2 separate regions of the Mus musculus genome follow, and region 2 is linked to region 1. A link is a loop called in an ENCODE intact Hi-C map of the cell type or tissue named here. Cell type or tissue: heart. All regions are shown on one strand.

The links. Hi-C counts contacts between places; a loop is a spot of excess contacts. Peaks named below come from ENCODE experiments on the same cell type or tissue, not always from the same donor. Only the 100,000 strongest peaks of a DNase experiment are listed, where the experiment ranks them.
Region 2: a loop joins it to region 1, with 2.5 times the contacts of the local background. A loop is called at or near these places in 4 of 42 quality-filtered maps.

Annotation. Positions count from the first base shown.
Region 1 is chr6:42,430,594-42,438,593 of GRCm38, forward strand. Tas2r126 (taste receptor, type 2, member 126) reads left to right here and starts at 3,942. Exons shown (of 1, transcript NM_207028.1): 1 at 3,942-4,868. The coding sequence starts at 3,942. The coding sequence ends at 4,868. In heart, a CTCF peak has its summit at 3,158 (motif pointing left); a DNase peak (open chromatin) is centred at 3,988.
Region 2 is chr6:42,345,343-42,353,342 of GRCm38, forward strand. It overlaps Zyx (zyxin), which reads left to right and starts at 4,486. Exons shown (of 10, transcript NM_011777.3): 1 at 4,486-4,777; 2 at 4,915-5,134; 3 at 5,604-5,806; 4 at 5,928-6,020; 5 at 6,133-6,627. The coding sequence starts at 4,927. In heart, CTCF peaks have their summits at 3,786 (motif pointing right), 4,486 and 5,338; DNase peaks (open chromatin) are centred at 3,909, 4,429, 5,229, 6,469 and 2 weaker places; H3K4me3 peaks cover 4,656 bases; H3K27ac peaks cover 4,149 bases.

The DNA of each region.
Region 1 (8,000 bases):
AGGAGGAATGAAGTATCCACGCTTTGATCTTCCTTCTTCTCAATTTTCTTCTGTTTTGAAAATTGTATCTTGGGTATTCTAAGTTTCTGGGCTAATATCCGCTTACTAGTGAGTACATATTAAGTGAGTTATTTTGTGATTGGGTTACCTCACTCAGGATGATATCCTCCAGATACATCCATTTGCCTAAGAATTTCAAAAATTCATTGTTTTTAATAGCTGAGTAGTACTCCATTGTGTAAATGTACCACATTTTCTGTATCCATTCCTCTGTTGAGGGACATCTGGGTTCATTCCAGCTTCTGTATATAATAAATAAGGCTGCTATGAACATAGTGGAGCATGTGTCCTTATTACAAGTTGAAACATCTACTGGGTATATATGCCCAGGAAGAGGTATTGCTGGATCTTCCAGTAGTACTATGTCCAATTTTCTGTGGAACCACCAGACTGATTTCCAGAGTGGTTGTACAAGCCTGCAATCCCACCAGCATTGGAGGAGTGTTCCTCTTTCTCTACATCCTCACCAGCATCTGCTGTCACCTGAATTTTTGATCTTAGCCATTCTGACTGGTGTTAGGTGGAATCTCAGGGTTGTTTTGTTTGGTTTCTTTAAAACTCGTTTGTAGAATATGTGAAAGATAATTGCTTCTTTGATTATGCAGAATTCACACCTAAGATTATATGAACATAAAAAATATAAAGGAAATACAACATTAAAAGAAGTATAACAATGTTTCAGTAACCATTCTAAAGGAATGTATAAAATATGGTACTGAAAACAAGACATATAGATAATGAGTCTGCAGAGAGATCAGACTCAAGTTTATACATTTGTGGTCAGCTGAATTTTGACTAAAATGCCAAGAATATGCATTGGGGAAAAGATGGTTTCCTCAATAAATGATTCTGGGGGAAATGGGGGAAACTAGATATAAATAGGTAGAAAAATGAAGCCAGACCCTTATATTACTTGATACACAAACTTGCTTAAAATAGGTTGAACACTCAAACCTAAGATCTTAAATCATAAAACTATAAGAAGTAAAGACAAGTGAACACTTCCTGACATCGATATGGACACTGAGCTTTGTGATATCACACAGAAAATACAGAGAAGGAAAACTAAAATAGAGAAGGAGGGTTATATCAGAATAAAAAGTCCATGCACAGTAAAGGAAGCAATCGGTACAGTGGTAAAGATAATTATTCCTTCAGGCATACAAACATTACACACAAGGTTATATGGGACAAGGAAGATCAAAGAAATACAAAACAGAAGGAACGCAGTAAATTTCCAGTAACCAACCCAAAAGAATGCAAACAACATGGTACTGTGATAAAACCAGATATACAGACCAACCAGACACAACAGAGAGCTCAGACTTAACTTTACACACACGCAGGCAACTGAACTTTGACTTGGGTGCCAAGAATAGGCAATGTGGGAAGAATGGTTTCTTCACTAAGAAAGAAGAAAATTGTAAGGGAATTATACAGCTCAATAGCAAAATCATCCCCAAACAACCTGATTTAAATGTGAGCAAAGGATCTGAGATGATGATAGTTTTCAAAAGTGGCATACAAACAGACAAGAAATGTCTGAAATGGGCTCAAAATGGGCTCAGCACCATCGACTCAGAGAAATGCAAATCAAACCATGAAGAAGCATTACCTCACACCTGTTAGTGCTTACCAAAAGGAGATAAGTGGTGGGGAGGAGGCAGAGAAAACAAGTTCCTGTATGTACTGGTTGAAATGTAAATTGGTATAGGCAGTTTGGGAAATAATATAGATGTTTACTGGAGAAGGAGAGAGAGAGAGAGAGAGAGAGAGAGAGAGAGAGAGAGAAATTAATTTATCATTCAACAGTCCCATTCTTGGGTGTATGTTATATCTTAGTTTCTTTTCTGTCACTCTAACAAAATACTTTATGTTGGGTAGTTTTTAAAAAGAATGGGTTATTCCTTCTCAGAGTTTAGAAGCTCAGGATTATGGCTCTGGTGTTTGCGGAGCTTCTAGTAAAGGAAGGTGTCATGTGAGGTAAGTGGGTGGATGCAGAAGACAGTCCCACATCAAAAGGTCAGGGAGACACTGCCATCACTTCAGTTGTTCAAGGAAACCAATCCTTGCTAGTCCTGCTAGAGAGCGAGTGTACATGAAAAAAAAAACCTCTCTTAATGAACTCTCACCTCTGAAAGTTCTCAACACCATTTAATATGGCTACACTGGAACCAATGTTCAGCATGAGTTTTGGTGTGGACCGAGCATATTCAAACCAGAACAGCAAATACCCAAAGGAAGTAAAATCATAAATCAGAGATATAAGCACTTTCATGTCCGTTACAATATCAGTGACAGTAGCCAAGACATGGAGGCAACCTAAGAAAGTATTAATATGTAAATGAATGAAGAAATAAGTTATATAACCAGTATAAAATATTATTCAGCCTTAAATAATGACATACTACTATGTGAAACAACACAAATGGGCATTATGTTCTAGAACACATTAAGCTAAGCAAAGAATTCTAGACAAGGAAAGACACACACTAAATGACTTTACTTGTGGGACCTAAAATAACCAAAATAAGTCAAAATCACAGTGATGTTACTAGGGATCTAGGATAAGGGAATGAAGAGAAAGATGTTGGTCATAGAGTACAAAAATTCAGCTAAGAACTCAGTCCTGGAGGCTGAATGTATAGCTGTGTGACAGACAGCAGCTAGCCATACCAGAGTATACACTTGCCTCTTGCTGAAAGAGTAGATCTTATGTGTCCTTGTCACACATAAAAGTAATTGAAAAAGTAACTCTCTGAGATGACAGATACGTTAAAATGGTTTTACTTTTCAACCTGCTCCAGTAGGGGTCCCTTTAATGTTTGTGCTAGTAGATGGGGGACTCTCAAGTATCTTTGTGGTAGACAAATCTAAGGTGGCCTTCATGAATACCAACCCAGACTTTTGTGACTTTGTGATCCCCCACTTTTGAAGTGGATAAGAGCTGTGACTTGAGTCTAATCAAAGGAGTCCAACGTGTTGTTTATTCTGTAACAGTGCTTTGTGTTTCTAGTTAATAACACAGGCAAAGAAGGCTAGGGTGACATTCCTAGGATTGTGTTATTTCTATCTTGCTCATGCCTCCCTCTGCTGGTCTAATGAAATAAGTCAGTGGCCATATTTAAATATGACTACGTGGCAAATACTGATGATAGCCTGTGTGTTCCAACAAATATCCAGTAGGAGACCTAGGCATTCAGTCCTGCAGCCACAAGGAAATAGGTTCTTTCACTGGAAAAAGAGCAGTTTAGATGGTTATAAATTACTTAATCCATAGAAGCCATAGGGGCTTTATGTAGAGATTTGGGTAGAGAGGTAGACCTAGATATTGACTTAGGAGTGGCTATTCCTGAGTGGGGGTAGATATATGGCAGGGAAACTCAGATAAGAAAGACTTCTTTAGTGTCACGATTTTTCCTAGGTATCTCCTTGTGCCAGATATCTATGCGTCTATGTACCTACCTACCTACCTACCTACCTACCTACCTACCTACCTACTGACACCTAATAGGAAGAGGCAAGTGGTCACAACCTGCAATGATGGGATAAGAATGATGGAACTCAGTTACCAAGATTAAAATACCTTCCCCACTGATGTTATTGCAAGCATGGCAGCATGTAGGCAAAATCAGAGAAGGCAAATCATGAGCAGCTGCTGCCCCATGGTACCCGAGCCCGGGAAATATTTGCATCATATCTGAGCCAAAAGCACACCTTTTATCTACTGCCTGAGCATTTTTCACATTGAAGTTCTGGCTCACATGCAGAATCCAACCATTTATCTCCTGTCTCCAGAAGGGAGTGTCAGGGACTGTGGGTAGGGGCAGGGAGGAGGCCAGGAACCAAGGCAATCAGTGGTGACAGGAGGAGGGACTGAAATGCTACCAACATTATCAGTTTTCTTCATGTTGACCTTTGTTCTGCTCTGTTTCCTGGGGATCCTGGCCAACGGCTTCATTGTGCTGATGCTGAGCAGGGAATGGCTACTGCGTGGTAGGCTGCTCCCCTCGGACATGATCCTCTTCAGTTTGGGCACCTCCCGATTCTTCCAGCAGTGTGTGGGATTGGTCAACAGTTTCTATTACTTCCTCCATCTGGTTGAGTACTCCGGGAGCCTTGCCCGGCAGCTCATTAGTCTTCACTGGGACTTCTTGAACTCAGCCACTTTCTGGTTTTGTACCTGGCTCAGCGTCCTGTTCTGTATCAAGATTGCTAACTTCTCCCATCCTGCCTTCCTGTGGTTGAAGTGGAGATTCCCAGCGTTGGTGCCCTGGTTCTTGTTGGGCTCTATCTTGGTGTCCGTCATTGTAACTCTGCTGTTCTTTTGGGGAAACCACACTATATATCAGGCATTCTTAAGGAGAAAGTTTACTGGGAACACAACCTTTAAGGAGTGGAACAGAAGGCTGGAAATAGACTATTTCATGCCTCTGAAAGTTGTCACCATGTCAATTCCTTGTTCTCTTTTTCTGGTCTCAATTTTGCTGTTGATCAGTTCTCTCAGAAGGCATTCGCTAAGAATGCAGCACAATACCCACAGCTTGCAAGACCCCAACGTCCAGGCTCACAGCAGAGCCCTGAAGTCACTCATCTCATTCCTGGTTCTTTATGCGGTGTCCTTTGTGTCCATGATCATTGATGCTACAGTCTTCATCTCCTCAGATAATGTGTGGTATTGGCCCTGGCAAATTATACTTTACTTTTGCATGTCTGTACATCCATTTATCCTCATCACCAATAATCTCAGGTTCCGCGGCACCTTCAGGCAGCTACTCCTGTTGGCCAGGGGATTCTGGGTGGCCTAGAAGGCTTGGTCTCTTTATCTAGAGCCTTTGAAGAGACTCAGGTGAGGGTAACTTCACTTGGAAGTGAGCTCATCTACGTGGAAATGTCTTTGTAGGCAGGCATGGGGTCATACTGTGAGGTTCCTCATTGGGAAAGAGGAGAAGAAAATACAGAGTGTCCTTCCTTACCTTAGGATATTATGAAAGTGGAAATTCCGAATCCTGGACCAGTATTGATCTAAGTGCAAAGTACAATATGTCCTGTTCCTTTCATGTCTGTTTTCCTTTTGTTACTGATTCATTCTCTAGGGAATAGTCTTGATCAACTGAATCATCTCATCTGGCTGGCCACTGGGGAGGTAAAAGAACTTTGTGTCACTGCTGCATTGGGATATACATGGGTGGGAAGCAAGTGTCCCTGAGGCAGAGTAGCACTCAGTATGAGAACCTCAAAGAGCAGGTGGCTGTGCATGCAGGGGCTGGGGCAAGGAGTCCTGATCACTCTTCACTGTATGGGGATTATTTGTCTCTTGCCAAAATTTGGAGACTTTGGCTTTAGTTTTGTGAAGATGACTGGAAAAATTCTTAATGCTACCCTGTATCATTTCTCAATAATATTTTCCTTTTCCTGCCTTTAATTTTCTCCTATCTGCAGCGCCCCTTGCTTGTTATCCGTAAATAAATAAATAAATAAATAAATAAGACCAATCCTCATTTTCCTGTCTTTGGGAACCCTTTTACTTCCCCAGGTATACGCTACAAAGCCACTTCTGCATTGAATAAACATTATCTTTCATTCAGAAAAAGACTTAAGAATCTCACCTTTACAAAAAAAAAAAAAAAAGAATCTCACTTATTTTATATTCAAATTCCATTTTTAAAAAGAAAAGCACAGCATTAATTTTTCTAAATACTGTTTATAAAAATAACTTGCTCTAAGAATTATACAAATGTTTTGAAAGGTAACTTTGGAAAAAAAGTGTGATTAGACATGGATGTTTGTAAGACAGAACAAAGAGCTCTTGGAAGTCCATGGCAGCTCATTGGTCTTGCCTTCAGTAGAGCCTGTCTGAATCCTGTAACCTCTTATGCCCTTTTGTAGCTTTTCTGCAGATCTTTCTCTCTCTCTGGCATCATAGGGAAAGAGAACTTTTGCCAAAAGGCATCAATTTGTAAATTTCAGAGACTAGCTTGCAACTGAACTTCGAATAGAGATTTCACTCTTCCTGGAGATTAAAAGCAGTTGCCTTGTTGGCTTGGTTATATGTAGCTAAGTGAGCATGGGCTTGTGGACCTTAGTATTGAAGAAAGGGGTTCTACATATTAAATTTAAACATTTTAAATACATAATACACTGTATTGCTAAGAACTCAAACTGTATTGATGAGTATATATGGAAAAAATCTTCCTTCTACTTATCCTCTTTGAGGGCACTTTTTTATCAGTTTTCTGTTTGTGCTTCTATAAATATTTTATTTTATATTAATACCTGCCTCAAGAACCAGTCCATCGACTTACAAACCAGTAACTCTAGACTCCTAACCAAATGTGCTGTTAACTATGCTGTGTCTGTGTTTTTCTATGCAAATGGTTGTACAATATGTGTGTTGCTCAGTTGTTTGCTCTCACCATTTCACAGTGTATCTCAGAGATATGCTTGAGTGGGCACACAATGAGCTGCTGTTGCTGCTACTGCTCCTCCTCCTCCTTCTCCTCCTCCTCTCACTCCTCCTCTCCTTCCTCCTCCTCTTCTTTTCTTCTTCCTCTTTCTCCTCTTCCCCTCCTCCTCCTCTGTCACCTCTTCCTTCTGCTTCTTCTTTAGTATAATGGAGCATGATTTAGTCACCTGACTGTGGTTATCCAGGTTATTTCTTATCTTTTGGTATTATGACAATATGGGGACTGAGAATCTAGGTCATCAAGTAAGAGGGCTTGCTCAGCAAGCATGAGGACCTACATTTGAATTCTCACCATAAAAAGCTGGCTTGACCTGCTTATAACCATGGCACTGGGGGGAGGAGGTCGAAAGATCCTAAAAGGCTGCTGGTAAGCTAGCCTCGGCAAAAGGGAGAGCTTCTGGTTTAGTGAGAGGCCCTATCTCAAAGCTGATGAGCCGAAACAGGAAGACACACAATGTCTTGTTCTGGCTTTTGTATGTAAACACATGAATGTGTGTACCTGCATACTCATGTGCATGTATCATATATATATATATTCCCCAAGAAATGTGCACATGCACACACTTTGTAATCTTGCATATGTTCATATTCTATGAAATGTGCTTAGTCAAATGGCATGCAACTATCTGCTTTGGATAAAATTGTCTTCACTAGGTGTACTGGCTAGTTTTGTGTCAACTTGACACAGCTGGAGTTATCACAGAGAAAGGATCTTCAGTTGAGGAAATGTGTCCATGAGATCCAACTGTAAGACATTTTCTCAATTAGTGATCAAGGGGGAAGGCCCCTTGTGGGTGGGACCATCTCTGGGCTAGTAGTCTTGGTTCTATAAGAGAGCAGGCTGAGCAAGCCAGGGGAGGCAAGCCAGTAAAGAACATCCCTCCATGACCTCTGCATCAGCTCCTGCTCCCTGACTTGCTTGAGTTTCAGTCCTGACTTCCTTTGGTGATGAACAGCAGTATGGAAGTGTAAGCCGAATAAACCCTTTCCTCCCCAACTTGCTTCTTGGTCATGATGTTTGTGCAGGAATAGAAACCCTGACTAAGACAAATTGGTACCAGCAGAGTGGGGTATTCCTGTGACAACCTGACCATATTTTGGGGAGGACTGTGGAAGGACTTTGGAACTTTGGGCTTGAAGATCCATTCGCTGTTAAGAGCTCTGTCAGATGTTGTGTAGGAGCTCGGAAGATAATGTTGAGAACAGTGTAGAAGATGGAGGTCTGGTTTGTGAAATTTCAGAGGGAAAATTAAAGACTCTTTTCAGGGCCATTTCTGTTTTGATTATGAAGATTCTGTGGTTCTGGTTAGCTGGGGCTGAAGAATCAGCTGTGATTAACAAGATACCAGAACTACTAAAGCAAAAACTTGGCATTACTGGGACTATTGATGCTGGTTAGCTGGAGCTAAGAAATTAGTGGTGATTAAGAAGAGACCAGCATCGTTGAGGTGACATCTTCTGGGATGTGTTTTCT
Region 2 (8,000 bases), 85 kb before region 1:
GTGCAGAATGCACGTTCATGTGCACAAGTACATACATGGATAGACAGAATCTAATTCTGACAGGAAGGAGAGGTTTATTTGGATTATACATCCCAGGTTACAGTCCATCACCGAGGGAAGCCAGGCAAGCATTCAAGATATGGAGGAAAGAACTGAAGCAGAGACCATAAAAGAATATTGCTCATTGGCTTGCTCCTCATGGCTAGCTCAGCTTGTTTTTATGGACACCCCACGACTACCTGTCCAATGATGACATGGCCCCCAGTGAGCAAGGCTCTCCCACATTCATCATAAATCAAGAAGATGGCAGGGCAGTGCTGGTGCACACCTTTAATCCCAACACATGGGATGCAGAGGCAGGCAGAACTCTGAGTTCAAGGCCAGCCTCGTCTACAGGCTGAGTTCCAGGAAAGCCAAGACTACACAGAGAAACCCTGTCTCGAAAAAAGCAATAATCTAATCAATCAATCAATCAATCAATCAAGAAGATGTCTTACAAATTTGCCTAGAAAGCAATCCGATGGAGGCATTTGAGGCATCCTTTTTCCAAGATGACTTTAGCTGTGTCAAATTGTCAAAAAACTAACCAACATACTGTCTTACAAAAAATTATGTCGTTTAGGAGTTAAGAATCCAACATCTAGTTAGCTATGTGTGCACATAGGTGTGCTGCTGGAGATCAAGCCCGAGGTGTCATGCATGCTAGGCAGGCACTGTACCATTGAGCTGTACCTAGCATGAGTGTGAGCAATTATTGCAGTCATTGTTGATGTTTCAGCAGTACACTGATGCTTACCGTAGTGCGTCATATCGTTACTCTTTTGTCTGCTTATAGCCAGCATATTGATAAAACTTCTCATAGTATCGTTGCTTTGCAATTCTCTCTTTGGTCACTATGCTGTTTCTTCCATGAATGCTTGGAATGTCACACTTTGTAGTGTATACCTTTGGGGTGGGGGCTTCTCATATCTAATGGATATAAAGCCTGGGAAGTGTGTAAGGATATTTTAGTAGCCAAGGTCAGTGGCCATTTTCTGGCTTCCTCTCCCAGGTTTACTACATGCTTGAAGTGGAGACATTGATTGGCTTCCTACACATCACTCATACTACCCAAGAACATCAAATAGAAATGCTTGCTTAGGAAAACCCGCCAGGAATCATCAGGGTAAATTCTTCTTGCTGTCTGTATTTTATTTTATTTTTTTTTTATTTTATTTTTTTTTTTATTAGGTATTTAGCTCATTTACATTTCCAATGCTATACCAAAAGTCCCCCTTACCCACCCACCCCCACTCTCCTACCCTCCCACTCCCCCCCTTTGGCCCTGGCGTTCCCCTGTACTGGGGCACACAAAGTCTGCGTGTCCAATGGGCCTCTCTTTCCAGTGATGGCCGACTAGGCCATCTTTTGATACATATGCAGCTAGAGTCAAGAGCTCAGGGGTACTGGTTAGTTCATAATGTTGTTCCACCTATAGGGTTGAAGATCCCTTTAGCTCCTTGGGTACTTTCTCTAGCTCCTCCATTGGGAGCCCTGTGATCCATCCATTAGCTGACTGTGAGCATCCACTTCTGTGTTTGCTAGGCCCCGGCATAGTCTCACAAGAGACAGCTACATCTGGGTCCTTTCAGTAAAATCTTGCTAGTGTATGCAATGGTGTCAGCATTTGGAAGCTGATTATGGGGTGGATCCCTGGATATGGCAGTCTCTACATGGTCCATCCTTTCATCTCAGCTCCATACTTTGTTTCTGTAACTCCTTCCATGGGTGTTTTGTTCCCACTTCTAAGGAGGGGCATAGTGTCCACACTTCAGTCTTCATTTTTCTTGAGTTTCATGTGTTTAGGAAATTGTATCTTATATCGTGGGTATCCTAGGTTTTGGGCTAGTATCCACTTATCAGTGAGTACATATTGTGTGAGTTCCTTTGTGATTGTGTTACCTCACTCAGGATGATGCTCTCCAGGTCCATCCATTTGGCTAGGAATTTCATAAATTCATTCTTTTTAATAGCTGAGTAGTACTCCATTGTGTAGATGTACCACATTTTCTGTATCCATTCCTCTGTTGAGGGGCATCTGGGTTCTTTCCAGTTTCTGGCTATTATAAATAAGGCTGCTATGAACATAGTGGAGCATGTGTCCTTCTTACCAGTTGGGGCTTCTTCTGGATATATGCCCAGGAGAGGTATTGCTGGATCCTCCGGTAGTACTATGTCCAATTTTCTGAGGAACCGCCAGACTGATTTCCAGAGTGGTTGTACAAGCCTGCAATCCCACCAACAATGGAGGAGTGTTCCTCTTTCTCCACATCCTCGCCAGCATCTGCTGTCACCTGAATTTTTGATCTTAGCCATTCTCACTGGTGTGAGGTGGAATCTCAGGGTTGTTTTGATTTGCATTTCCCTGATGATTAAGGATGTTGAACATTTGACTCTAACCTCCACCTGAGAAATCCTGGGCCAGTCACTCTGACCCTTTCAGAAATTCTGTTTTGTTTCTAATTTGTACTTAAAACGGCTGGCTTAAAACTCTAAGCTCTAATATTCTGCATCTTGAATGCTCTTAGTTGTCTGTGAAATTGAGTCTGCCTACACACTCTCCTATTCTTGATTTATAAATAGGTTCAGCTGCCAACAATTAAACAGACTCTATTTTCCGATGTTCCTTAAAGAGGCTTTTAGAGGGTAGGTGGCTTTTACTCTTATAAAGTTATCTGGAAACTCCATTTCCCCATACAGGCATATTTAGAAGGATGGTGATGACTCTTGGTCTGAAAAGCCCAAGAAACAATCTCCGACACACAGAGTAAATCCAGTATCAAATTTCTAACAGATCTTCATAGGAACAGGCCTAGGACCAGCTCGTGCATGTTAGGGTGTGTCTACCTGAGCACTTTGTGTCATGTATGGTCACACATGAAACGCAAAACACTGGTGATGGAAACATTAAGATGACAGAGAAAAGAGAGACTAGCGGGGCCTGGAAAGATGATGAATGTATAGTCATAGATATGACTCAAGGCTTAAGGTTGACAGTAGGAGAGGGCTTTGAATCTCCTAAGACACAGTAAACCTGCCTGGCAAGCTAGAAGGGAGCATGTGAGAGAAAGCTGCCTAGGTTAACTGGCTGGAAATTTCCGTTGTTTTCCAGGCTGGAACTTGGAAGTAATACTGAGAACTATATAGAATTTTCAGGCATGGCATGTTATTTATCTCTTCACATAAAGCAGCAGGCAAACGAACTAAATGCCATCCCTTTTACAATGGAGGCAATGAAACCGAATGAATGAAAAATCTTGTCCACTGAGTTGGAAACCAGGCTCCCTGACCTCACGGAGTTTCTCCATCTTTGCCAACAGGGTTAATTAACTCTGACCTGAGTGCAACCCTTGGGGCCGTCTTTTCAGGTAACATCCCCCAGTTTCTTATCCTAGGTTCATGGGGTTAGTTTGCATGCCCCTAAAGCATAGCTCAAGGACATATACTGACCAACCATACTGGACAGTAGGGTGCAGCAGATGGGGAGCGCCAAGGTTTGGAGCCTCAGCCAGGGATGACAGGGCGAAACCAAAGGAAGCACCGAGGGTTGGATATTGGACTAGAGGCTCTAGCTCGTAACTCTATAATTTGGACGAAGTTTCCGTGTGTTGTTTAAAAAAAAAAAAAGAAGAAGAAGAAGAAGATCGGAAGGGAAAGATGCAAGATTAAGAAAGTAAGAAAAGCAGACACCAGCTTAGTCATATCTCTTTCATGTAGCCTGGGGCAGTCTCAGGCTGAGGAATCTGGTAGGACCAGTGGGGGGCTCCACCGAGCTTTGTCCCGGGGCGCGCTGACAACCCAAAGACTCTTGAGGGACTGGGAAAGGCTTGCTGAAGGGATCCTCAAGGACTAGTCCCCGGGGGCTATTTGGGTCTTCCTAGGTTGTCTGACCACTCGCCCTGACTTCGCCCTTGTACCTCCATTCCTGGACTCAAAGCACTGGACTCTTGTCCCCGGGGCAATACTATTGCAGGCGGGTCTAGGGCAAAGCGAATTCCTAGAAGCCTTAAGAGGCTGCCTAGCTCAGGAAGTTAGCATTCCCCCAGCTTAGGCTCCTGCTCACACACTAGTGGGTTACAGAAGGCCGGCCTGGGAGCCAAGTGCCCGCAGGGCCAACGTCCCTTCACCATCCCCCGCCCACCCAGGAGTACAGTTCCATCCCAGTCCTGCGTTCCGGGACTGACCACAGGACACGTGGGACGCGGAGCTGAAGCTGCAGGGAGGGGCGGGGTCGGTCAATGGCAGGCAGGCCCGGGGTGCGCGACTGAGCTGCTTCAGGACCGCTGGGATTACTAGCCAGCCTGCTCAGCCTGGAGTGCGGACAGTGAGTCAGTTCTCCAGCACTCGCGGGTCGGGAGGAGGGAGGTGGGGTAGGTGGCAGGTCAGGAAATGACATCAGAGGCCTGTGCTGGGGAAGGGTGGTCTGTGCCCGGCGGGGGCGGTGGTGAGTAGGGAGGCCGCAGGCGGACCTTTGCAGAGCCTGGAGCCCGGGGCAGGACCTGGGCCCCTTCCTGGGGGAGTTTCCTGTCGGGTCCTCCCTCCCCGGTCTCTCCCCGCCCCCTCTCCGGGCCGCTCCTTGTATGGTCTGGGCGCCGCTCTCTCCCCGCCCCCTCCCTCCCTTCCCGTGCACGACGTCCCTCCCCGCTTGGCTAGAAGCGGCTCCGGACCGGGACGCAGAGTCCGCGGACTCGGCGCCGAGGCGGTCATCCGAGACGCGCCTCTCACGCTCCTGCGCGCGGTGAGGAGCGGGGAGAAGCTCCGCCGCCCCGGGAAGGGGACGCGGGGAGGCGCGGGTGGGGTCACCGAGGGGCGCTTAGACCGAGGAGTGTCAGTCCGACACCGCTCTGCGTAACCTGACGACCCCACCCCCTGCAGCCCGGCCTGGCCATGGCGGCCCCCCGCCCGCCTCCCGCGATCTCCGTCTCCGTCTCGGCCCCCGCGTTTTACGCCCCGCAGAAGAAGTTCGCCCCGGTTGTGGCCCCAAAGCCCAAAGTGAATCCTTTCCGGCCTGGGGACAGCGAGCCTCCTGTAGCAGCCGGGGCCCAAAGAGCGCAGATGGGTCGGGTGGGCGAGATCCCACCACCACCCCCGGAAGGTATGCGGCTGGGATTGGGGGCCCTGATCTTTCTCGGGCGCCAGGGGTGGGGGTCGGTGGTTTGGGGAATTTGGGGTTGTCTGAAAAGGCTGTTGCGGAGGGGGCTGGGCGCTGGGTGGCTACCCTGTCCTGAGCAGATGTTCTTACCTCATCTTGGAGCTCCTGGCTGGGAGCCAGGACCCTTGGGACTGTTCCAAGTCTCCCGCCTGGGGGTAGGAGGCGGGAATGTGGGCCAGGAATCTTCCCCTCTGGATCCGTTCTCTGAAGTGTAACGGGAGCTGCACGGTTCTTCAACCTGGCTCGTTCTCACTCGACCTGCTTCGCCCAGGGCATCCTGAGCCCCTCGTTATGGTCTGCACACACTCTTGGGATGCAGGAAAGAGTTCTTGGATTAGGGGTTAAAGCAGTCGTCTGAGGAGAGGAGGAAAGAGGGTCGGTACTGATAGCCTTTTCTCTCCTTCCTACCCAGACTTTCCTTTGCCCCCTCCTCCCCTTATTGGGGAGGGCGACGACTCAGAGGGTGCCCTGGGAGGTGCCTTCCCACCTCCACCTCCCCCGATGATCGAGGAACCATTCCCCCCTGCTCCTCTGGAGGAGGACATCTTCCCCTCCCCTCCACCTCCACTGGAGGAGGAGGGAGGGCCTGAGGCCCCTACCCAGCTCCCACCGCAGGTAGGGAGGGCTTGGAAGGGCAGCTTTGCTGGAGATGGGGTGGGGGACACCTCCATGGGCTGGAGAGGAGTGGGGTGACAAGGGAAGACTGGGATGGGTGCTCTGACCCTTGACCCTCCAGCCCAGGGAGAAAGTGTGCAGTATTGACCTGGAGATTGACTCTCTGTCCTCACTGCTGGACGACATGACCAAGAACGATCCCTTCAAAGCCCGGGTAAGGGGCAGGACAGTAGGAAAGTCTGGGCCTAGAAGGAGAGGAGGGAATGCAAGGAAGAGATGACAACCTCGTCTAAGTGCATTTCTCTCCCCTCTGCTTCTCCTTGCAGGTATCATCCGGATATGTACCCCCACCAGTTGCCACTCCATTTGTTCCCAAGCCTAGTACCAAACCTGCCCCTGGGGGCACAGCACCCTTGCCTCCTTGGAAGACCCCTTCTAGCTCCCAGCCACCACCTCAGCCGCAGGCCAAGCCTCAGGTCCAGCTCCATGTCCAGCCTCAGGCCAAGCCCCATGTCCAACCCCAGCCTGTGTCTTCTGCTAATACACAGCCCCGGGGTCCCCTTTCTCAGGCACCAACTCCAGCACCTAAGTTTGCTCCAGTGGCTCCTAAATTTACTCCCGTGGTTTCCAAGTTCAGCCCTGGTGCTCCAAGTGGACCTGGGCCACAGCCCAATCAAAAAATGGTGCCTCCGGATGCTCCTTCTTCTGTGAGCACAGGCTCCCCTCAGCCCCCTAGCTTCACCTATGCTCAGCAGAAGGAGAAGCCCCTAGTTCAAGAGAAGCAGCACCCACAGCCTCCACCAGCTCAAAACCAAAACCAGGTGAGGAGGCCACAGGCTGAGGCCAATGGACTGCAGAGTAAAAGGGCAAGAGGGTGGGGTAGAGAACCGGAGGAGCCAGAGTGGGTGTGGCGGTGGGGGAAGTGTAGGGTTATCTGGCAGGCCATAGAGAAAGTTCTGGAGGAAGTCTGGGGCTACCTGGGGCCTGGGTCAATCGGTAGAGCAGCTAGGGCTTAGCAGTAAGAGGATACAACTTTCCCTTCTGCCTCTGCCTTGGAGTGTTGAAGGGGAGAATGAGGTCACTAGCCCAACCTTAGTTTTTCCCATTCCTGGGCCTTGACTTAATCCCTAGGCTCCTGGGTTTTCTGAGCACTTTCATCGCCTGAGGGCCCATCTAGAGATTAAAGTATTGTCAGCACCAGTAAACATTTACTGGGCCAGCCTCAGCTGACTGCCAGGCACTGCTCTGTGCTATGGAGGCTGGGCCCGTGGGCACGAGAGACCTCTCCAACAGGTTCAGTCTTCTGAAGTCACAGGTCTAGGGTAGAATGTCTAGCCTGTTTCTCACAAGTCTTTAGACCCTAGTAACATTGGGTGAACTTTGAGCCTTCCCCCCCTCCCCACCTGACTTTGAAATAGCTACCCATCCCAAACAATGGTGAAGAGCAAGTCAGCTTATCTTCTTAGTCTAGCACATAAAAGCTCAAAATAGAAACAGACAGTACAGTTGTTGCCAGTTGTTAGTTCAGGGAAAGAGATCTTCTGAGTTGAAGGGACCTTCTGGTAATCTTACTGGTAACTGTAAATGTCTGTGTTCCGATACACTGGAGGAATAAGGAAGGAATAAGTATAGCTCAGAATCAATGAGTTACAGGGGTTTGAAACTATGACCCAACATGGGGACTGGCAACTTAGGAACAGCTTCTTGAGGTTAGTCTGCCTTCAATGACTTGAGGACTTGAGAATCCACAAAGGATTGAGAATAGCATTAGGTGGGAAGAGCTTGTGTGAAATTTTAGGGTATGAACACTTGAGGGCTATTAGGAGAACAGAAAGCACAGGAAACAGACTTTGTGCTGTACTTGAGATTGGTGGAGATTGGTAGGCATACTAGGGAGCCAAATCTCCAATAAGGTATGTATGCATATTGGAGAATCACTGATGGTTTCTCAGTTGTGTGTGGTTTGGCCAGGAGGACTGGTGAAAGTCATACTTCAAAGCTTTTCCAGCTGAGATGCACATTAGAGGCAGAGAGATCTGTGATGCAGATGAGTTCTCTCCTGGGCCACAGCAGTATTAGTTGCAGTGAGAAATGCGATCTGTGGATGATAGCTGTTCCAAAGGAAGAGCCTAAAGGAAGCAGCGACTGATAAGCAGCTGGGGAGGACACAAATGCTGGGGAGGCTCAGCGTCTG